2 separate regions of the Homo sapiens genome follow, and region 1 is linked to region 2. A link is an interaction called in ENCODE POLR2A ChIA-PET data of the cell type or tissue named here. Cell type or tissue: PC-9. All regions are shown on one strand. Each heading gives the region's core, and the rest is flanking DNA. Links, peaks and the distances in the headings are about the cores only.

The links. Peaks named below come from ENCODE experiments on the same cell type or tissue, not always from the same donor. Only the 100,000 strongest peaks of a DNase experiment are listed, where the experiment ranks them.
Region 1: POLR2A ChIA-PET joins it to region 2 with 9 read pairs; 3 of 35 experiments call an interaction of 5 or more read pairs at or near these places.

The regions. Positions count from the first base shown.
Region 1 is chr5:180,471,694-180,483,244 of GRCh38, forward strand. LOC102725231 (a long non-coding RNA gene) reads left to right here. Exons shown (of 4, transcript XR_941323.2): 4 at 11,422-11,551. Among named protein-coding and RNA genes, the nearest start is that of CNOT6, 17 kb to the right of the region's middle. RefSeq lists an enhancer at 3,132-3,663. In PC-9, for the core only: no CTCF peak of the experiment used is centred there; no DNase peak of the experiment used is centred there.
Region 2 is chr5:180,306,605-180,318,155 of GRCh38, forward strand. GFPT2 (glutamine-fructose-6-phosphate transaminase 2) reads right to left here. Exons shown (of 19, transcript NM_005110.4): 11 at 10,359-10,454; 12 at 10,160-10,257; 13 at 9,737-9,857; 14 at 7,203-7,360; 15 at 5,826-5,940; 16 at 572-699. Among named protein-coding and RNA genes, the nearest start is that of MAPK9, 20 kb to the left of the region's middle. RefSeq lists enhancers at 1-335, 7,145-7,439. In PC-9, for the core only: no CTCF peak of the experiment used is centred there; a DNase peak (open chromatin) is centred at 7,257; H3K4me3 peaks cover 940 bases; H3K27ac peaks cover 321 bases.

The DNA of each region.
Region 1 (11,551 bases), core at 6,119-8,618, 170 kb after region 2:
TTACAAGTGTGGGAATAGAAGAGGGAATAACAGCAACACAACCTTGGAAAATCTTGGAAGCTGGAAAGCAGATACTCGAGTGGAAACTGACTTAGCAGTGTGCCTTGGTTGAGTGCCTACTGTTTTCTCAAAATACCGTTCAAATGACAGTAAAGGAATACAGGCCCGTGGGTCCCTAACACAAAGAAAAGGGGACCCTGATAGTTAACTGATAGTTAGGTTTCTGCAAAGAAGTGGAAAGTGGGTGAGTCATGGCTGGCAGCACCCCCTGGGGTCCTTAAGGCCACCCAGCCAGGGGCAGTTCAGGCACCCTCCCAGCTGCCTGGCTGGGACTGGCAGTGCCAGGCTGGCCAGAGCTAGGAGAAGTGTGTCTGCCCGGTACACTCATGGTCTTGAGGGACAGAGTCAGCGCTGTGGTGATGGCTGTCAGTCGTCAAGTCCTGCCCCCAATATCCCAGTAGTTTCTTTCACGGAAATGTGACTGGAAGCACGAGAGCCACTCGACACTTGAGGAAACGCAGCTTCCTGAAAGGAAAAGACCAAGAAGAAGAGACCCAAACCATTCCCACAAACGCAAGGGAAATTCTGGGAACGGAAAGGAAATTGCAAAGGGAAACTGAAGTTAGAATTATCAGAGATTTCAGGTGAGATTGCATATTTTCTCCTCATCTGAAAGATAGCTGCAACTTGCTTTTTTCCCTCTCAATGTCGCTTCTGAAATTTCTTCATCAAACATAAATCAAAGCAACCAGTGAATCTGTCCTACATTCCTTTGTATGTACGTACCACAATTCATCAAATGACACGTAAGGTGATTCTGGGGACTGAGTTTTCTGGTTTTGTTTGCAATTACAAATGGTGCTTAATAGCACTGTGACCTTGGAAAATTACTTTTAACTTTACCTGGCTTCTGTTTACAGATGCTTATTTGGAAAATGAGGATAACAGTAGGAGAACCTACCACACAGGTTTGTGATGAGGATTAAATGATTCATAAATGTAAGCCTTTAGAATAGTGCAGTGGTTCTCAGTTGGGCCTGATTTTATACCCAGAGGACAGCTGGCAATGTCTGGAGACATTTTTGTTGAAATGACTGGTGGGTAGAAGCCAGGGAGGTTGCTAAGCCTCCTGCAATGCCCAGGACATCCCCTGAGAGAACTGCCCAGCCGGTTGAGAAACCCCAGAACAATGCATGGCACAAAATGTGAACTCAATCAATATTCGTTATTTTTTAAGAGCTGCAGTGAAAATTATTTTCCTTATCATCGATGTACAAGTGTGAGAGTGTCTCACAGAAACTATCACTCCCTTCAAATACTCATGGAACATTTATCAAAATTGTTTTATTCAGCCATAAAGAACATCTAAGTAAATTCTAAAATGTAGAAATCATACAGAATATTTTCTCACCATGAAGCAATAATTGAGAAATTAACTACCAAGGGGAGCTTCTTCCTGCTCCACCCCTACCTCCCTTCACCTATCCAGAATTCCAAAGCTATCTGGAATGTTTAAAATGTCATAAGTAACTGTTTGTTAGAGAAGAAACACAAAGTGAAATATTAATTTATAAAGTAACATAAATAAGAATGTTATATGTTAAGAGCTACTGAGTACAAGGGAAAACTCAGGAAAATAGTCCTATGAAATTTTATAAAATAAAGAAAATTGAAAACAAATCAGCTAAGCACTTACTTCTAGAAAGAAAATGAATAATAAAATAAATACCAAGAGAGTAGGAGGAAATTAATAAAAATAAAAAAGAAATTAATGAAATAGAACAGTAGGCTGGGCGGGTGGCTCACGCTGTAATCCTAGCACTTTGGGAGGCCAAGGCAGGCAGATCACCTGAGGTCAGGGGTTCGAGACCAGCCTGGCCAACATGGCGAAACCCTGTTTCTACTAAAAATACAAAATTAGCCAGGCATGGCAGCGGGCGCCTGTAATCCCAGCTACTTGGGAAGCTGTTTGGACCCGGGAGGCAGAGTTTGCAGCGAGCTGAGATTGTGCTACTGCATTCCAGCTTGGGTGACAGAGTGAGACTCTGTCTCAAAATAAAAAATAAATAAACTTAAAACTTAGCTGGGTGTGGTGGCGCACACCTATCGTCCCAGTTACTCAGGAGGCTGAGGTAGGAGGGTCACTTGAGCCTGGGAGGTCCAGGCTACAGTGAGCCATGATTGCAGCCACTGTACTCCAGCCTGGGTGTGAGACCCTGAAAAAAAAAAACAGAAAGAAAAAAGAAAAGAAAGAAAGAAATACAAAAGTAGCATCCATAAATGAGTACTTTCTAAAATGCCAATAAAATACACCAGCAAAATACTTATGTTAAAGAGAGCTCTGGCTGGGCACGGTGGCATACACCTGTAATCCTTGCACTTTGGGAGGCTGAGGAGGGAGGATTACTTGAGGCCAGGAGTTCAGGACCAACCTGGCCAACATAGTGAGACCTCGTCTCCACTAAAAAAAAAAATTTAAGAGATAAGAATTGTTTAAAGCTAATTAAAAGGATATAGTAACATAGACAAAACTCTGACAAGTCTAACTTTAAGGGGGAAAAATAAGCAACAGATACAGACAATGTCAGGAATGAGGAAAGAGATATAACCACAGATATACAGGAAATTAAAAACTGTAAGAAAGAATTCTGTTTAGTATGGCATATTCTCTACAGCCTCTCATCCCCAAAACGCCACAAAAACTATAGTAAAGGAGTGGGGATGGGCAAAGAAACGCACAAAAGGAAACTAGGGAGAACAGAGAGGGGGAAAGGACAAGAAAGTTTGGAAGATGAAAAGTAGATATTTGAGCCATAACTGACTTAGAGTTCCGACAATGTAAACTAATCCAGAAGAGGGGAAAGCTGAGAAACAGGATTAAAACCTCAAGACCCAGCCCCTGCCCCACACCTTGGGTCCTACAATCTGTTGGGATCGGCAAAGCGGCCGTCCTGGTCACCCCAGCTCTCACTCCACACGCAGGACCCTGGCACGGTGCCATCTGCCCTCAGCAGCAGCAAAGCCTGGGAGAGTCCCTCACCCTGCTCTACCACCAAAGCACTGGTGGGCTCTGCAGGGGCAGCATCTGCAAAGCCTCATGTCTCCCTGCCCCCTACCCAGTGGCGTCTGCCCCTTTTTCCCATGCAAGTCATCTAGCAACACCGGGCCAACCCGGGATGTGCTCCTGCTCCCACCAGCAGGGACTGAAAGGGTGCCCCGGTGGCACCAGAAAAACAAAGCACAGGAGACTAACATCGCGAGGGCTCAGAAAACTAAACTGCCTTCAGAACTGAAGCCCACAAGTAGACAGAACCTACATGCTAACCTGGGCAGCTGCCTGCTGAAACAGAAGCCTGAAATAGGATTGAGGATCCCAGAGCCAGCACAGTGGCTCAGGCCTGTACTCCCAGCGCTTTAGGAGGCCAAGGTGGGCAGATCACGTGAGCCCAGGAATTTGAGACCAGCTTGGGTAACATAGCAAAAACCCCATCTCTACAAAAAATACAAAAACGAGCCGGGCATAGTGGCATGCGCCTGTAGTCCCAGCTACTTCGGAGGCTGAGGTGGGAGAATCCCTTGAGCCTGGGAGGCAAAGGTTGCAGTGAGCCAAGATCACGCTACTGCATTCCAGCCTGGGCGACAGAGCCAGACCCTGTCTCAAAAACAAACAAACACAAACAAACAAAAAAACGAACAAACAAACAAAAAAAAACCGGCCTTGCGCAGTGGCTCAGGCCTGTAATCCCAGCACTTTGGGAGGCCAAGGCAGGTGGATCACAAAGTCAGAAATTCGAGACCAGCCTGGCCAACATTGTGAAACCTCGTCTCTACTAAAGATACAAAAATTAGCTGAGCGTGGTAGGGTGCACCTGTAATTCCAGCTACTCAGGAGGCTGAGGCAGGAGAATTGCTTGAACCAGGAGGTGGAGGTTGCAGTGAGCCGAGATCGTGCCACTGCACTCCAGCCTGGTGATAGAGCGAGGCTCCATCTCAAAAAAAAAAAAAAAAAAGGTATTCAAAGAAATCATGGCTGAAAATTTTTCATACTTGGCAAAAGGCATAAACCTACAGATTCCAGAATTGGGGAGAGCACAAAGAAATTATTTTTATTAATTGTTATTACTATATTATTATAGTTTTCAGAAGTTTAATTATGATGTGTCTTGGTGTGGATTTCTTTGAAGAAAGAATCCCAGAGTGCTGGGATTACAGATGTGAGCCACCATGCCCAGCTGTTTTTTTCTGTTGTTGTTTGTTTTTGAGATGGACTCTCACCCAGTCGCCCAGGCTGGAAGTGCCGTGGTGCGATCTCGGCTCACTGCAACCTCCACCTCCTGGGTTCAAGCGATTCTCCTGCCTCAGCCTCCTGACTAACTGGGATTACAGGCATGTGCCACTATGCCCGGCTAATTTTTTGTATCTTTAGTAGAGACAGGGTTTCACCACATTGGCCACGCTGGTCTCGAACTCCCGACCTTGTGATCCACCCGCTCTGGCCTCCCAGAGTCCTGGGATTACAGGCGTGAGCCACCGCGCCCGGCCGCTTGTATCTTTTTGAGAGTGGCTCAGCATAATGTTCTTGCAATTCATCCCCGTTGTTGTGTGTCTTGATGGCTCCTTTCCTTTTACCTGCTGAGTAGTGCTTCACGTAATGTTCATGCAACTCATCCCCGTTGTTGTGTGTCTTGATGGCTCCTTTCTTTTTACCTGCTGAGTAGTGCTTCACGGTTTGGACGCATGACAGTCTGTTTAAGCATTTGTCTGTTGAAAGATATCTGAGTAGTTTCTAGTTTAGGGATATTATGAATGAAACTGCTATAAACATTCATGTACAATTTTCTCCACGAAAATAAGGTTTCATTTCTCTGTGACAAAGGCCAAAGAATATAATTACTGAGTTGTATGGTAACTCCATTTTTAGTTTTGAAAGGAATTGCCAAAATGTTTTCCAGATTGGCTGTATCATTTTACATTCTCACTGGCAATGTGTGAGTTAAACTGTTTCTTTGCATCCTTGCCAGCATTTGGTGTTATCACTATTGTTTATTTTGGTCATTCTAAAAGGTATATAGTGATAGCTCATTGTGGTTTTAATTGGTATTTTTCTACTGACTAATGATGCTGAACTTTTTTTATTCTTTTTTTTCTTTTTGAGACAGAGTTACCAACCTCCGTCTCCCAGGTTCAAGCGATTCTCCTGCCTCAGCCTCCCTAGTAGCTGGGACTACAGGCGCACACCACCAAAAAAAAAAATTTTTTTTTGTATTTTTAGTAGAGATGGGGTTTCACTATGTTGGCCAGGATGGTCTCGATCTCTTGACCTCGTGATCTGCCCGCCTCGGCCTCCCAAAGTGCTAGGATTACAGGCGTGAGCTACCATGCCCAGCCGATGCTGAACTTTTTTTAGGTGTTTATTTGCCATCTGTATACCCTCTTTGATGAAATTCCTATACATACCTTTTGTATATTTTCAGATTAGATTGTTGGTGTTTTTAATACTGAGGTCTGACAGTTCTTTCTTTATTTTATTTTATTTATTTATTTGAGATGGAGTCTCGCTCTGTTGCCCAGGCTGTAGTGCAGTGGCACGATCTTGGCTCTCTGCAAACTCTGCCTCCCGGGTTCAAGCAATTCTCCATCCTCAGCCTCCTGAGTAGCTGGGATTATAGGCACGCACCACTATACCTGGCTAATTTTTGTATTTTTAGTAGAGATGGGGTTTCGCCGTGTTGGCCAGGCTGGTGTTGAACTCCTGACCTCAGGTGATCCACCCACGGCAGCTTCACAGAGTGTTGGGATTACAGAGTCCTTTATATATTTTAGATACAATGCCTTTGTCAGATATGTGACTTGCAAATATCCACTCCCAGTCTATAATTTGTCTTTTCATACTCCTAACAGTCTTTCATTGAGCAAAAGTTAATTCTGATGAAGTCCAATTAATTGACATTTCCTTTTATGGATGGTGCTTCTGGTGTCAAGTCTAACAACTCTGCCTAGACTGGGTCCTGAAGATTTTCTCCTATTTTTTTTCTAGATGTCCTGTAATTTTACATTTAAGTCCAAGGTCCATTATAAGTTAAAAATTGTAGGCCGGGCGCAATGGTTCACGTCTGTGATCCCAGCACTTTGGGAGGCTGAGGCAGGCGGATCACGAGGTCAGGAGATTGAGACCATCCTGGCTAACACAGTGAAACCCCATCTACTAAAAACACAAAAAATTAGCCGGGCGTGATGGTGGGCACCTGTAGTCCCAGCTACTCAGGAGGCTGAGGCAGGAGAATGGCGTGAAACTGGGAGGCGGAGCTTGCAGTGAGCTGAGATCGCGCCACTGCACTCCAGCCTGAGCAACGGAGCGGGACTCCATCTCAAAAAAAAAAATTGTAGAAGATGGGAAGATTAGTTCAGGATCTTTTTTGTGGGATTTTTGCAAGATGAATGTATAATTGCTCCAGCACCATTTATTGAGAAGGTGGCCCCTTTCTCCATTGAATTACTTTCTTCTTTCATCAAAAATTAATTTAGTAGGCCGGGCAAGGTGGGTTACGCCTGTAATCCGAGCACTTTGGGAGGCTGAAGCAAGACAATTGCTTGAGGCCAGGAGTTTGAGACCAGCCTGGCCTACTTGGCGAAACTCCATCCCTACTAAAAATACAAATTAGCTGGGCATGGTGGCACGTGCTGGTAGTCCCAGCTACTGGGGCTGTGAAAGGGAGGCTGAGGTGGGAGGATCGCTTGAGTCCAGAAGGTCGAGGTTGTAGTGAGCCAAGACCGCGCCACTGCACTCCAGCCTGGGCGACAGAGCAAGACCCTGTCTCAATAACAAAAAATTAATTGGGTATATTTGTATAAATCTATTTCTGGGTTCTCTGTCTGTCTCACTGATCAATGTGACTCATCTCTTTTCCAGTACCACACTGTTTTAATTACTGTAGCTAATAGTAAAGACTTGGCATCTGCAAGAGTGATTACTCCCACTTTATTCTTTTTAAATATTGTTTGGCTATTCTAGAGCCTTTCCTTTCCCACAGAAATTTTGGAATAAGCTTTTATGTGTTCAGAAAATCTTGCTGAGGTTTTAATAGAAATTTTGGTAAACCTATAGATCAATTTTGGAGAGAATTTACATCTTTACTATGTTAAGTGTTTAGTCTTTCAATTTTTTTTTTTTTTTTTTTTTTTTTTTTTTTTTTGAGACGAGGTCTCCCTATGTTGCTCAGGCTGGCCTTGAACTCCTGGGCTAGGGCAATCATCTTGCCTTAGCTCCTCAGTAGCAGGGTTACATACAGGTGTGCACCACCTTGCCCCAAATCTTTGCTTGAGCCCAGGAGTTTGGGACCAGCCTGGGCAACATAGCAAGACTCCATCTCTACAAAAAATAAAAATAGGCCGGGTGCAGTGGCTAACCCCTGTAATCCCAGCACTTTGGGAAGCCGAGGCGGGTGGATGATGAGGTCAGGAGTTCAAGACCAGCCTGATCAATATGGTGAAACCCCTTCTCTACTAAAAATACAAACATTAGCCGGGCATGGTGGCACGTGCCTGTAGTCCCAGCTACTCCGGAGGCTGAGGCAGGAGAATTGCTTGAACCCTGGAGGCAGAGGTTGCAGTGGGCCAAGACTGCACCACTGCACTGCAGACTGGGTGACAGAGCGAGACTCTGTCTAAAAAAAATTAAAAATATAAATATAAAAATAAATTAGCTGGACGTGGTGGTGCACACCTGCAGTCCCAGCTACTTAGGAGGCTGAGGTGGGAGGATCACTGGAGCCTGGGAGGTGGAGGCTGCAGTGAGCCATAACTGCACCACTGCATTCCAGCCAACACAACAGCGCGAGACCCTGTCTCAAACAAAACGAAACAGTTGTTATGTAAAGAAATAAATAAATTTTAATGAAAAAAATAAATGAAAGAAATTTAAAGAGCAATTAACCAGAGCTAGGGATAGGCGAGGGAGGGGTGAGTGTGGCTATAGATCTTGGGGTGATGGCACAGTATCTTTTTTTTTCTTTTTGAGGCAGGGTCTGGCTCTGTCACCCAGGCTATAGTGCAGTGGTGTGATCATGGGTCACTCACTGAAGCCTCAACCTCATGGGCTCAAGTGATCCTCCCACCTCAGCCTCCTGAGTAACTGGGAATACAGGTGTGTGCCACCATGCTCAGCTAGTATTTTTAATTTTTTGTAGAGATAGGGTCTCACTGTGTTGCCCAGGTTGGTCTTCAACTCCTAGGCTCAAGCGATCCTTCTGTCTCAGCCTCCAAAGTGTTGGAATTACAGGTGTGAGCCACTGTGCCTGGCCCAGGGAAGCATCTTTTTTTTTTTTTTTTGAGACAGAGTCTCGCTCTGTCGCCCAGGCTGGAGTGCAGTGGTGCAATCTCGGCTCACTGCAAGCTCTGCCTCCTGGGTTCACGTCATTCTCCTGCCTCAGCCTCCAGAGTAGCTGGGACTACAGGCACCCGCCACCACGTCTGGCTAATTTTTTTTTTTTTGTATTTTTACAAATACAAAAACTTTGGCCTCCACCAAATTTGTATTTTTAGTAGAGATGGGGTTGCACCGTGTTAGCCACGATGGTCTCGATCTCCTGACCTCATGATCCGCCCGCCTCAGCCTTCCAAAGTGCTAGGATTACAGGCATGAGCCACCGCGCCCGGCCCCAGGGAAGTATCTTGATTATGGTGGTGGACACCTGAAGCTACATGTAACAAAGTTGCACAGAGAGCCCCTCTCCCACACACACATAAATGAGTGCATGTGTAACTGGTAAAATCTGAATAAACTCTATGGCTTGAACCAATGTCCACTTTCTGGGTTCGAGATTGTATTACAGTGGCCAAGTGCAGTGGTTCATGCCTGTAATCCCAGCACTTTGGGAGGCTGAGGCTGGTGGATCGCTTGAGCTCGGGAGTTCAAGACTAGCCTGGGCAACATAGTGAAACCCCATCTATACAAAAAAAAGAAAAACAAGGCCGAGCGCAGTGGCTCACGGCTGTAATCCCAGCACTTTGGGAGGCTGAGGCGGGTGAATCACCTGAGGTCGGGAGTTCGAGACGAGCCTAACCAACATGGAGAAACTCTGTCTCTACTAAAAATACAAAATTAGCCAGGGTGGTGGCGCATGCCTGTAATACCAGCTACTCGGGAGGCTGAGGCAGGAGAATCGCTTGAACCCGGGAGGTGGAGGTTGCGGTGAGCCAAGATCGCACCATTGCACTCCAGCCTGGGTAACAAGAACAAAACTCTGACTCAACAAAAAAAAAGAAAGCACTCATTGCCAAAGATCTTGTCTGGACACAGCTCTTAAACGTTAAGACTCGAGTCCTTTACTTGGTTGCTTTTGTGTTCTGCTTGTCATCCAGTTTCACAATTTAACGAATCTGAGGCCATTTTTGAAATACTCCGCTTGGTTTGGAAGCCAACACCCTCAGTCCACTTTTGGCCAGCAAGCTCTCAGTCTCTGCATGGCAGAGCATCAGCCTTGTCTTCTGCCACACATGCACCACTCGATTCTGGTGGCAGCAGCCTACAGTACTGTGCCGTCTCTGCTCCACAAGATGCTCGGGACCCCACCAGCCTTCCTGCAGCTCCCATTCTTACTCTGACCTCATGGCCCTCATTCTCATGGTCCCAGATGCAAACTCCCTGCTCCAGGCAGCAGGATGGAAGACAGGCTCAGGAGGAGGCGGCAATAGGTGCGGCCTCCCTTGGGTATGGGAAGACTAGGTTCTACTCATTGGAAGAAGTGTGAATGTGGATATCTGGCCATCAGATATTTGGACTGTGTCAGAAACGTTTGTCTGTTCAACAAAATTCATGCCCTCTCTTCCACTGTACAGATTTATTGCCGGAAGCAGGTGCTCAGACAGAATTGAGCAAGTGATTTCCAGGCTTGTGGAAATCTTCCCAAATCTTTGCTTTTGGTGGGAAGGTATGACTGGTTCTTGCGAATGGGCCAGGAGATGAAGTGATGTGGGTGACTTTGGGCTGAGCTGGTTAGGAAGCACTTCGGCTTTCTTTTCTTTTTTTTTTTTTTTGAGATGTGGTCTCACCCTATCGCCCAGGCTGGAGGGTAATGGCGCGATCTTGGCTCACTGCAACCTCCACCTTCCGGGTTCACGCCATTCTCCTGCCTCAGCCTCCCTAGTAACTGGGACTACAGGCACCCGCCACCATGCCCAGCTAATTTTTTTGTATATTTAGTTGAGATGGAGTTTCACTGTGTTAGCCAAGATGGTCTTGATCTCCTGACCTCATGATCTGCCCGCCTCGGCCCCCCAAAGTGCTGGGATGACAAGCATGAGCCACCACGCCCGACCATGCTTGGCTAATTTTTATATTTTTAGTAGAGACGGGGTTTCGCCATGTTGGCCAGGCTGGTCTTGAACTGCCAACCTCAGGTGATCTGCCCGCCTCGGCCTCCCAAAGTGCTGGGATGACAGGCGTGAGCCACCGCGCCCGGCCGCGCTTGAGCTTTCTTATTCTCTCTTCCCTCTTTACCAGCTGGATACAGAGGGCTCTGAAGCCTAGGGCAGGGGTTCCCCAGGTTTTTTTTTTATGCCGTGACCCCTCCTGGAAGTCTGATGAAGCCCACGGACCTCCACTCAGAATAATGATTTTAAAAACACAAAGTAAAATACACAGGATGGCAAAGGGAACTAGTTATATTGAAATAGTTACAAAACTATTTCAAGTATTATAACAATATTTGTGCATATAATAGCATATTAAATAATAAAATCTTTTGGTAGATCTAATATCTCTCACATTTAAGTAGCAAATGACTGAAAATGATTTTTTTTTTGAGATGGAGTCTCCCGCTGTTGCCAGGCAGTGCAGTGGCATGATCTTGGCTCACTGCAATCTCCGCCTCATGGGTTCAACCTCCTGCCTCAGCCTCCAGAGTAGCTGGGATTACAGGCATCTGCCACCACACCCAGCTAATTTTTGTATTTTTGGTAGAGAGAGGGTTTCCCCATGTTGGCCAGGATGGTCTCGATCTCCTGACCTCAGGTGATCCGCCCGCCTCGGCCTCCCAAAGTGCTGGGATTTCAGGCGTGAGCCACCGCACCTGGCCCATATTTCAGGATACCCCAACACTTTTTTAGGGTTATGAAAATGTTTTAGAGCTAGAGAGAGGCAGTGGTTGCACGCCATTGTGAGTGTACTAAGTAGTACCGAATTGTATACTTTAAAATGGTTCATTTTATATCATGTGAATTTCATCTCAAAAAAGGAACTGGGGGTGGGGAGATCTCCCCACAGCTGTGATAGGGTACAACAGTATCCGGCTGGGGCTTCTACTGGTGATGGTCATGGGGATCGCTCATTCCATTGGGATCTGTTACCTACGCTCAAAATGACAGTGCTAAATTTCTACCCAATTGAGTTCACAGGTCCCTTTGCCTGAATTCTATCCACAGATTCCTTGGTGGTCCACAGACCCTGGAGTAAGAATCTCTGCCCTAGGGGATGACAGGACTGTAAAAGGAAGGGACCTGGGTCCCTGAATCACACGGGGGAAGTCACCTGCTGAATCAGAACGCCTCAACA
Region 2 (11,551 bases), core at 5,978-8,477:
TTTTTGAAAAAGCAAGGCCTTCGAAGTTAATTCCTGCAGGATCTCAAACTCCCCTTGGAAGTTTGAGGGGTAACAAGGAAACTCTGCGGAGAACCCACCCCTCAATTTTGGTGGAAAAAAGCGAAGGCCCCATGGACTCAGGTCTGATTCGGGTCCCCTACGTCATCTTGAGTGAGATACTTAAGCTTTCAGAGGCTTTGTTTCCTCCTGAATGAGGGTGAATAGCAACCGCCAACCTCTCAGAAGCAGCTCATGAGGTCTGAGTGAGCTGTTCCAAGTGGACCCTGGCAGTGCCTGGACAGCCGGAGGGGCACACCCCAGGCGCCCTGTCCCTTTCTCCTCAGTAGATTGGGAGATCCCTGGGGGCAGGCACCTGCCTCACCCATCTCTGTGTGCCCAGGGCTAGAAACCTGGTGGAGAGCTGGTGCTCAGCGCAGGCTCACAGGACTGGCCAAGGGGTCCTTAGGCCCGGCCCTCCCCAAGCCCAACGCCCTGCCCTCCTTCCCGCTGGCTCCTCAGGGTCTCCTGTGCCTGTCCTCCGTGGGGGTGGGGGCTGGGGGTGGGGGCTCACCAGGGCTCCTTCCAGGCAGGTGGCATAGTTGTAGCCCCGCCCCATCACCAGCAGCGATCTCTGCGTGTAGAGCTCCAGGGCCAAGTCGTGGATCTTCTCCTCCAGAGACAGCACTTCCTTGATCAGCTCTGGGCCATGCACGGAGCAGAGGGAGAAAACCAGTCAGGCCGACTTTAAAGCAATATTCATGAAGACAAATGCTGGGGTTTAAGAGGAGCTTTTGAAACCGCATCACTTAGCACACTTTGCTTCCTCGCATTCGTTTCAAACGTAGATTACAGGAAATAACTTGGGCTCCTGGCCAGGATTCTGTTAGGATGGGGATTCGTGTTGTGTGAACACTTTCTTGAGCACCAACAAGGTAGGAAGTACCATTTCTCACTCCGTTTTGCAGGTAAGACAACTGAGGCTCAGAGAGGCAAAAATCACCCACTGGAGACAGAGCTGACACCACCAGTTAACACCCCTCTTTCCTGCTGTGTCTCAAGACAAGGCCCCTGTAAGTGGGACCACCGGTTCTCAAACCCTTTGGTCTCAGGACTCCTTTACACTCTTGAAAATTATTGCAAGTCCCTCAAATTATTGCACATCCCCAAGAGCCTTTGTTTTTGAGTTAAATCTGTCAACATTTACCAGATTAGAAAATAACACTGAGGACCAGGCGTGGTGGCTCACGCCTGTAATCGCCGCACTTTGGGAGGCCGAGGCGGGTGGATCATGAGGTCAGGAGATCGAGACCATCCTGGCTAACATGGTAAAACCCCGTCTCTACTAAAAATACAAAAAATTAGCCGGGCGTGGTTGGGTGCGGTGGCTCACGCCTGTAATCCCAGCACTTTGGAAGGCTGGGGCAGGCGGATCACGAGGTCAGGAGATCGAGACCATCCTGGCTAACATGGTGAGACCTGGTATCTACTAAAAATACAAAAAATTAGCCGGGCATGGTGGCGGGCGCCTGTAGTCCCAGCTACTCGGGAGGCTGAGGCAGGAGAGTGGCGTGAACCTGGGAGGCGGAGCTTGCAGTGAGCTGAGATGGCACCACGGCACTCCAGCCTGGGCAACAGAGCGAGACTCCATCTCGAAAAAAAAAAAAGAAGAAAAAGAAAGAAAGAAACTAACAATGAGAAATTTAAAAATATTCACTTTAAAATAACAACACTAAATCTATTACATTACTTCATTTCCAACAAGAATTAGTGAGAAGAATGGCACTGCTTTTTGTTCTTGCAAATCTTTTTAGTGTCTGCCTTTTTAATAAAAGACTGTTGACTCTAATATCTGCTTTCACATTCAATCTGTGGTGATAAGCTCTTTTGGTTGAAGTATAAAAATAAAATTCAGCCTACAAATACAGATTTGTAGTTGGAAAAGCGAGGAGTATTTAAATTATTTTACAAATAATTGTGAATATTGTTCTTTGACACCACAGTACATCAAACTTGAGAAACAGTAGGTTCTTGAAAGGGTAGGTGCCAATATAGAATCTGAAATCCTATCAATAAACTTTTTCTACTTTGTTAGGTTAAAATTTATTTTTCTGTCTTGTGCTTTTAAATGGATCATTTACAAGTGCATAACTCTGTGACATCGTGAACTGGCCACAAAGGTATGTAAATCTTCTTAAAATGGACACTTTTATTATAAAATGTTCTTTAAAAATCACCTTGTTGAAGTCACCTTGATCTCATCAGAGAAGACTTTTTTTTTTTTTTGAGACAGAGTCTCACTCTGTCACCCAACCTGGGGTGCAGTGGCACGATCTCGGCTCACTGTAACCTCGGCCACCCGGGTTCAAGTGATTCTCCTGCCTCAGCCTCCTGAGTAGCTGGGATTACAGGTGCCTGCCACTGCACCCAGCTAAATTTTTTAAATATTTTTAGTAGAGATGGGGTTTCACCATCTTGGATAGGCTGGTCTTGAACTCCTGACCTCATGATCCACCCACCTCGGCCTCCCAAAGTGCTGGGATTACAGGCATCAGCCACCGTGCCCGGCCCTAGAGAAGTCTTTAAATGTTAGGAACTGGTCAAGCTCATGGTAACAGAGGTGTTTTCTAACACTCAAAAGTTTTGCCTGGGAGCTTAAAGTTTATCATTGGCAACAAATACCATGGGTTGCTTCTACTGATGCGTCAGCTGATTTTTCATTTTGAGAAAATGTCTAACAAACACCAAAATCAGCTTGCTACTCAATGGGATGGCTGCTTCTCTTGAGACAAGCATCACACTTCAGTGTAGAGCAGAAAGGCTTTTTCTCTTTTTCCAGACGGAGTTTTGCTCTTGTTGCCCAGACTGGAGTGCAACGGCGTGATCTCAGCTCATTGCAACCTCTGCTTCCCAGGTTCAAGTGATTCTCCTGACTCAGCCTCCCAAGTAGCTGGGATTAAAGGCGCACACCACCACACCCAGCTATTTTTAGTAGAGATGGGGTTTCACTGCGTTGGTCAGGCTGGTCTCGAACTCCTGACCTCAGGTGATCCGCTCGCCTTGGCCTCCCAAAGTGCTGGGATTACAGGCATGAGCCACCACGCCTGGCCCCAGTAGAAAGGCGCTACGTGTACTCCCCATTTCATCATAAAGGATATTACAAAGAGTTGCAATTTACAGACTAATAATTTTTACCACCTCATCAAGGCCATTCCTTTTTTTTTTTTGAGATGGAGTATCACTCTGTCACCCAGGCTGGAGTGCAGTGGTGCGATCTCGGCTCACTGCAAACTCTGCCTCCCAGGTTCACGCCATTCTTCTGCCTCAGCCCCCCGAGTAGCTGGGACTACAGGTGCCCACCACCACGCCCGGCTAATTTTTTGTATTTTTAGTAGAGACGGGGTTTCACCATGTTAGCCAGGATGGTCTCGATCTCCTGACCTCATGATCTGCCTGCCTCGACCTCCCAAAGTGCTAGGATGACAGGCATGAGCCACCGTGCCCAGCCTTTTCTTTTTGAGATGAAGTCTCGCTCTTGTCGCCCAGGCTGGAGTACAATGGCACAATCTCGGCTCACTGCAATCTCCGCCTCCTGGGTTCAAGCAATTCTCCTGCCTCAGCCTCCCAAGTAGCTGGGATTACAGGCACCCACTAGCACGCCCAGCTAATTTTTGTATTTTTAGTAGAGATGGGGTTTCACCATGTTGGCCAGGCTGGTCTCGAACTCCTGACCTCAGGCGATCTGCCCACCTCGGCCTCCCAAAGTACTGAGATTACAGGCGTGAGCCACTGCGCCTCACCATCAAGGCCATTCTTTTTTGTTTTTTGAGATGGAGTCTCACTCTGTTGCCCAGGCTGGAGTGCAGTGGCAGAATCTTGGCTCACTGCAACCTCTGCCTCCTGGGTTCAAGTGATTTTCCTGCCTCAGCCTCCCGAGTAGCTGGGATTACAGGCACCTGCCACCACATCCAGCTGCTTTTTGTGTTTTTAGTAGAGATGGGGTTTCACCATGTTGACCAGGATGGTCTCGAACTCCTGACCGCAGGTGATCCGCCCACTTCAGCCTCCCAAAGTGCTGGGATTACAGGCGTGAGCCACCGCGCCCGGCCATCAAGGCCATTCTTAAGGGAAACTGGGTGTGTGCTGGTGAAGGACACAATGACCAGTAGGCCTTCTAGTGTGCTGGGTGCCGGGCACAGCCACCACTGCCTTTGCAAATGTGGACACAGGCAAAAAAAAAAAAAAAAAAAAAAAAAAAAAAAATTTTTAGTATAAAGAATGTATTACTATGTGAACAATTTTGTTCAAAGGGCTTTGCAGACACCCAGGACCTGTGGACCACATCTGGAGAACCACTGACTTAGACGTCAGAATTGGGTCCTGTTTTGCATGGTTATGACCTGGCTTAAAGGAAGAATGCTTTTCTCAGAAATAAACTTTCAGCAAGCTGTCTCGGCCAGTGTCAGGCCCCGAGGGCCTGGAATTGACCATTCTCTATGATGGCCCTTCCCCAACTGCCTGCTCTGGGGTTTGGCCCTGGCTCCCAGGGAAGCTCCAGCGTCCACTCTGTCTCTGGGAGGGCACTCCCCAGAAGCCCCATGATGTCCTGTCCGCAGTGAGCGTTCCATGCCAGCCTGGGGCGAGGCTCGATTCATCTCCGCCTCTCAGGCCTGCACAGAAGTCTCTCTCCTACTCTGGCATGTGAGTGACTGAAGGAGGTGAGCTGCTGCTTATCTTGGCAGGCCAGGGATAGCACATGGGACAGGGCACGGCACTGGTTCTTAATATATGTGGTGGATGAATGAAGAAAGGGGAGGCCACGGTCCCCAAGGAGGTCATGATTTAGTGCAACAGATATTGTATCTCACCAGCTACGACAGCTGCGACTGCTGCTGCCCAGCAAACGGGGAAAGTGTGGTGGGGCTGCCAAGGAGCGCCTGGCATAGGAAGGACCTGGGGCCATTTGCTCTTTCTCGAGTACTTACTGAGCACCTACTGTATGCCTGCCCTGTGCTGGACACCAGCTGTCCAGTGGCAGCTCTGGCAGACAGAGCTGTGTGTTCACGGAGCCGACATGTTAGTTGGGGGAGACAGGCCAGTCAACAGGTGAACAGGGAATTTCAGGTCATGAGGTGTGTTATGAAAAAAATAAACAGGCTAATGTTTCACAGAGTGCTGGCGTCGGGGCCTCTGTGAGCATGGCCAGGGAGGGTCTCAGGAGGTGACATTTGAGCTGAGGTTTGGGAGATGAGAAGCTGTCGGCTGTATGCAGAGCAGGAAGAAGATGGTTCAGCAGAGTAAAGAGCCAGTGCGAAGGCCCTGCGGTGAGAAAGCACTGAGCACTGCTGAGGACCAGGGAGGCAGGGAGGCTGAGGACCAGGGAGGCAGGGAGGTGGGGAGGCTGAGGGGCAGGGAGGCAGGGAGGCGGGGAGGTGGGGAGGCTGAGGGGCAGGGAGGCAGGGAGGCGGGGAGGCTGAGGACCAGGGAGGCAGGGAGGCTGAGGACCAGGGAGGCAGGGAGGCGGGGAGGCTGAGGACCAGGGAGGCAGGGAGGCTGAGGACCAGGGAGGCAGGGAGGCTGAGGACCAGGGAGGCGGGGAGGCAGGGAGGCAGGGAGGCAGGGAGGCAGCGCGGCAGCGCAGGGGGAGGTGGGGGCCGAGCAGGATGAGGTCAGAGGCAGCAAGGCCTCCAGGAGGGAGTTGGGGAAGCTAGGAAGTTTTAGGAGGAAGAAGAAATGAACAACATCCTGTACAGGTGAGAGTCAACAGAGAATGGCCAGCAACAGTCCACTAGATCTGAAAACATGGAAAGCTGAATTCTAGAACATACCAGGTAAAGATCTCAAGCCACGGATGATCTCTTGCCTCCTGTTTTGTAGTGAAATTCGGTCTTCAGACATCATCAAACCAAACATCACCAGAGAGATGAACTGACTGGTATAAGCCTGTGCACAAAGAAGGAGGTGGCAGGGACCTTATTTTCACTTTTTAAATCAACTTTTATTTTTGAGACAGGGTCTACTCTGTTGCTCACGCCTGAGTGCAGTGGCGAGATCACGGCTCACTGCAGCCTCAACCTCCTCAAGTGATTCTCCCACCTCAGCCTCCCGAGTAACTGGGACTACAGGTGCCACCACCCTGCCCAGTTAATTTTTAGGTTTTATTTATCTATTTATTTATTTCTATTTTGTTTTTGAGACAAAGTCTTGCTGTGTCACCCAGGCTGGAGTGCAGTGGCTCGATCTCGGCTCACTGCAACCTCCACCTACCAGGTTCAAGCGATTCTCCTGCCTCAGCCTCCCGAGTAGCTGGGATTACAGGCACCCGCCACCACACCCGACTAATTTTTGTGTTTTTAGTAGAGACGGGGTTTCACCGTGTTAGCCAGGATGGTCTCAAACCCCTGACCTCAGGTGATCCCCCTGCCTCGGCCTCCCAAAGTGCTGGGATTACAGGCCTGAGTCTCCGCACCTGGCCTAAGTTTTATTTTTGAAGGGACGGGGTTGCCCGGGGCGGTCTGGAACTCCTGGGTTCAAGGGATGCTCCCGCCTCAGCCTCCCACAGTGCTGGGATTCCAGGGGGGAGCCCCGTGCCAGCCCTAAAGGACTTTAAAATAAGCATCTCCAAGGTGCTCAAAGAGCCACAGGACAACATGGACGAAACACAGGAACGTGGCATGGGAATAAAATGAGACTAAATGAAGATATGGGGGCCGGGCACGGGGGCTCACGCCTGTAATCCCAGCACTTTGGGAGGCCGAGGCGGGCGGATCACGAGGTCAGGAGATCGAGACCATCCCGGCTAACACGGTGAAACCCCGTCTCTACTAAAAATACAAAAAATGAGCCGGGTGTGGGGCGGGTGCCTGTAGTCCCAGCTACTCGGGAGGCTGAGGCAGGAGAATGGCGTGAACCCGGGAGGCGGAGCTTGCAGTGAGCCGAGATCGCGCCCCTGCACTCCAGCCTGGGCGACAGAGTGAGACTCCGTCTCAAAAAAAATAAATAAATAAAATAAAAATAAAAATAAAAAAAATGAAGATACGGGAATCCAAGAGGGGAGGGGAAAGGAAAGGAGCGGAGAGAAGGGGTGAGGCGGGAAGGGGAAAGAAAGGCGGTGGCGCGGGCAGAGCAGGCCGGAGGAGGGCGGCCTCTGGTGCACCTGCCTCCGCCAGGCTCTCCCTGGGACGGGCGCCCGTGGCTCCTCCTACCTTGGTGCTGGCCACGCCGATCTCCGGCCCTGCGTTGATGTGGACGCCGCAGTCGGTCTCGCGAGAGATGGAGCTGCCCACGGTGTTGGTGACGCCCACGGTGAGAGCGCCGCGGTCCTTACAGTAGCGCAGCGCCAGGAGGGTGTCCGCGGTCTCGCCTGCCGCCCAGGGGCCCTCTCAGTGCCGCGCTCCGCCAGCCTCGGCCCCACCCCAAACCCCTTCCTCCTTCACCGCCGGCTCTTACAGGGAAATCGGCGCCCGAGACACAGCCAGCGGGTGTTCAGAAAGGAAAACGCTCGCTCAACAGCCTTTTCGGTTGATTCTTACATTCAAGGTGTGTTACTATTTGTGGCAAGCATCTTTTCATTTAAATCTCGTGACAACCCCGTGAGGACCATCGTCCCCATTTTCCTCTTGAGGATGAGGGCTCAGAGACAGGAGGAAACCGGTGCTCTGATCAAAGCCATACAGCTGGTGACAGGTGGGCTTGGCTCCCAGCGCCCTCTCTGCAACTGAATAAGCTGCCTTATTCAGAACGTGCTGAGATGGAACAGATTTAACATCTGACAAGCAGGAATGTCCCCAAGTGGTGTTTCTCAGCTAGATCCTGTTTGAAAGGACACTTCTTGCAAGCCTCTCAGTGTGGACTCAAATTGTTTTTAGAATAAAGCTAAACAGCTTCATGCATAAACCAGCACAAGCTCCCTATGTTTGTGAGTCCTAAAGCACTCAAATTAAATTCAGCATAAGCCAGACTATAAAATCAAAACTGTTGAAATCCTCATGAGTCGGGAGGCTGTTCTGTTTGCAGGGCCACTGCTCTTGGCTGTGTCTGTCCCAGCTTTGCAGGGCAGGCAGGTGCCGCCCGGTGCTAGGTGGCCCAATTCTCCTCTGCTTTTCTTTCTTCAGAGCCCTGGGTTATGGCACTGGAGTGTCACGGGGTACTGCGGTGAGGGTGCGGGAAAGGGGGTTCTAACTTCTGTCACCCGCGCCCTAGGGTTCGATAGTGTTTTTTCAATCTCATTAAAGGGCTGACTTCTATACACACAGAGATTCGGAAGCTGCCACTGCATTATTTTCATATTAGCTCCACCTCTGTTCTTTTGTTAATGTCTCCCACCAATTTATAAAATAGTCTGAGGCTCTGGTGGGATCAGAAACCCAAAGGTGAACACGGCAGCAGCTCCTGCGTCATAAGGTGGTGGGCCGGATGGTCGGTGTATCTGTACTGGTTTTTCTTCACTTGTCAACAAAATGGAAATGGTATTTAAAATGGAAAATGGCAGGAGTACTAAAAGTCCTAATAGATGATAGGGCATTACAATCAGTATTTTAGTTGTGGTAGTAACACCGTGGTCATACGTTTTTCTTTTTCTTTTTTTTTTTTTTGAGACGGAGTCTCGCTCTGTCGCCCAGGCTGGAGTGCAGTGGCGCGATCTCAGCTCACTGCAAGCTCCGCCTCCCGGGTTCACGCCATTCTCCTGCCTCAGCCTCCTGAGTAGCCGGGACTACAGGCGCCCGCCACCACGCCCGGCTAATTGTTTTATATTTTTAGTAGAGACGGGGTTTCACTGTGTGAGCCAGGATGGCCTCAATCTCCTGACCTCGTGATCCGCCCACCTCAGCCTCCCAAAGTGCTGGGATTACAGGCGTGAGCCACCGCGCCCGGCCGGTTATATGTTTTTCTTTTGTCATTTTAATCATGCAGCCTGAAGTATTTATATGGATGAATATCATGATGCCCGGGATTGGCTTCAAAGTAACCCCATGGAGACGAGGGGTTAATATGAGTGTGTCCGACCGGCACAAGATGGGCTGGATAAGGCTAGGATATTCATTATATGAAAATTCTACTTTTATAAAGGCTTGGAATTATCCGTAATTAAAACATTTCAAAAATCTTCCACGAGCTCAAGGAGACTCCAAGCCTATGGCCCTGGATCACCTCCCTGAGACAGCTGGAGCAAATGTCAAGCCCAGTGTTGGGATGGCACCAGATGGGGTGCATGTAGCTTGGGAGACCTTCCTTGGCCCTAAAAGGGAGCACTGTCTCCCCCACACCTCCCCCTGCTGGGCAGCATGGGCACTGCATGCCACAGGCAGCTCGGCTTGGACACTTGGGCACAGAGCCCATACTGGGTCCTCCACGTGACTCTCAACCTAACAAAATGTTAAAGGAGATGCTTTTTCTATTAACATAAATCAGCAAACATTTATGAGCACTTCGGTAAGTGGTCCTTGAAGTCTTGGATAGGCAAGAAGAGGGAGAAGCCACGGGGCAGGGGAAAGACTAACGTGCGTGGATTTCCAGCCCAATCCCAGCTGTCACCCCCTGACTGCATGGCCTTAGACATCTCTTGCCCTCCCCGTACAATGGCGACAGTAATCCATGGCTCTACGGGTTAAATGACCGCTGCAAGAGAGGGTTCGCAGCACAGGGTAGCCATGCAGAGGACTTAACTGAATGAAGGAGAAGAGGAGAGAGCCCAGAGCTGACCTGATGCAAGGCTGGCCACAATGCCTGTGTCCCTTACCTGACTGGCTGATGAAAAAGCAAACGTCATCCCTGAACACAGGTGTGTTCCTGTCCAGAAAATCACTAGCAAGTTCAACCATCACAGGAAGCTCAGTCAGTTCCTCCAAAACTTGCCGCGTCTGAAGCCAACAAGCAAGCATGGAGACTAAAGTCAGTCACAGGCACGACAGGGACATGGGGCAGCTGGGCTTCTAGGGACAGTTTGTGACACGGAACCTCACTGTCCAGGTGGCGAGGGGACTTCGGTCACCCACAGGCCACCTCGAAGATAAAAGGGCTCCGTGTCATTTCTCACGCTAGCTCATGGGAATGGGTACAAGGGCTTAGCCAAATTCAGAAGGCCACATGAGTGATAAAACTGAAGGCCAGTGTCTGGTCCTAGACTGCCGTCGACTTCCCCACGCACATGTGTCACACTTACAGCCACGGCAGCGTGGTAGCTGGTTCCACAGCCAATCACGATGAGCCGTCGGCATCGTCGAATCTCCTTCAAGTGGTCCTTCAAGCCACCCAGGAGCACTGCAGGGCACACGACAAGGCGTTAATGCTGAGTCTACACAGTCACCGCATTCCCTGAGACTAGGCTCGGGCGGAGGCTCCCCACCGAGTGTAGGAATTACCTGTGTTGGTTTCAAAATTCACCCGACCTCTCATAGTATTGAAAACTGATTCTGGCTGTTCGAAGATCTCCTTCTGCATAAACGCACTGAAGTTACCTGGTCAAATAAACGTCTGGTCAGTTTTAATTTCATTATATTTCACTGCTTTTCATTATGCAGCAGCGATAGTAACTCCTGTAAAGCTTACTGCAGATTCCCAAAGGCATCCCCAGGGATTACCCTGCCTGACACTCACTACCATCAGAGGGAAGCAGGTCAGGAACCAGGACTATCTCCAATTTACATATTGGACCCTGCAGCTTGAGAAAGGGAGGGATTTGCCCAAGGCATGCAAGTAACAAATGGCCTGGCTGATCCCTCTGGGCCATGCTCCCTTAGCAAGGCCAAAAGAAAGTAAAGTGCTTCACTCCCAAAAAGCCATCCAGCTAGGAAAGTACAGCTAAGCAGGCCCAAAGAAACAGGCAATTTTCCTTCTAATAAATACCCTCCTGGTTTCCGTAATAAAAACCTTTCCAGGCCGGGCGCAGTGGCTCACGCCTGTAATCCCAGCACTTTGGGAGGCCGAGGCGGGCGGATCACGAAGTCAGGAGATCGAGACCATCCCGGCTAAAACAGTGAAACCCCGTCTCTACTAAAAATACAAAAAATTAGCCGGGCGTAGTGGCGGGCGCCTGTAGTCCCAGCTACTTGGGAGGCTGAGGCAGGAGAATGGCGTGAACCCGGGAGGCGGAGCTTGCAGTGAGCCGAGATCGCGCCACAGCACTCCAGCCTGGGCGACAGAGCAAGACTCCGTCTCAAAAAAAAAAAAAAAAAAACCTTTCCAGCCACACAGGCATTTCCAGGGCTCTGATTTGAGTGGGATTGGATGGTGCTGATGGGACAATGGGGCTGCAGGGTGTTCAAGCCCCTGCACCTGATGCTCTGGAGGTACCCACAGGCAGGGCAGGCCGTGTTCTCTAGGATACGCACACTCATGACACCAACATCGCCCATGCTCCCGGCCTGTCTCCCATGACCTGGCACTTGTGCGACGAGCAAATGAAGCAAGTGAGGGGAATGAGGGGTGGCCACCATAGGGGAGGGGCTGGGGAGGGACCATGGCAGACACAGGAGCAGAGAAGGAGTCTCTGAGGGGGTGACATTTCAAGGGAGCTGGAGGCAATGAAAAGGAACCAGTCCTATGAGAAGAACAG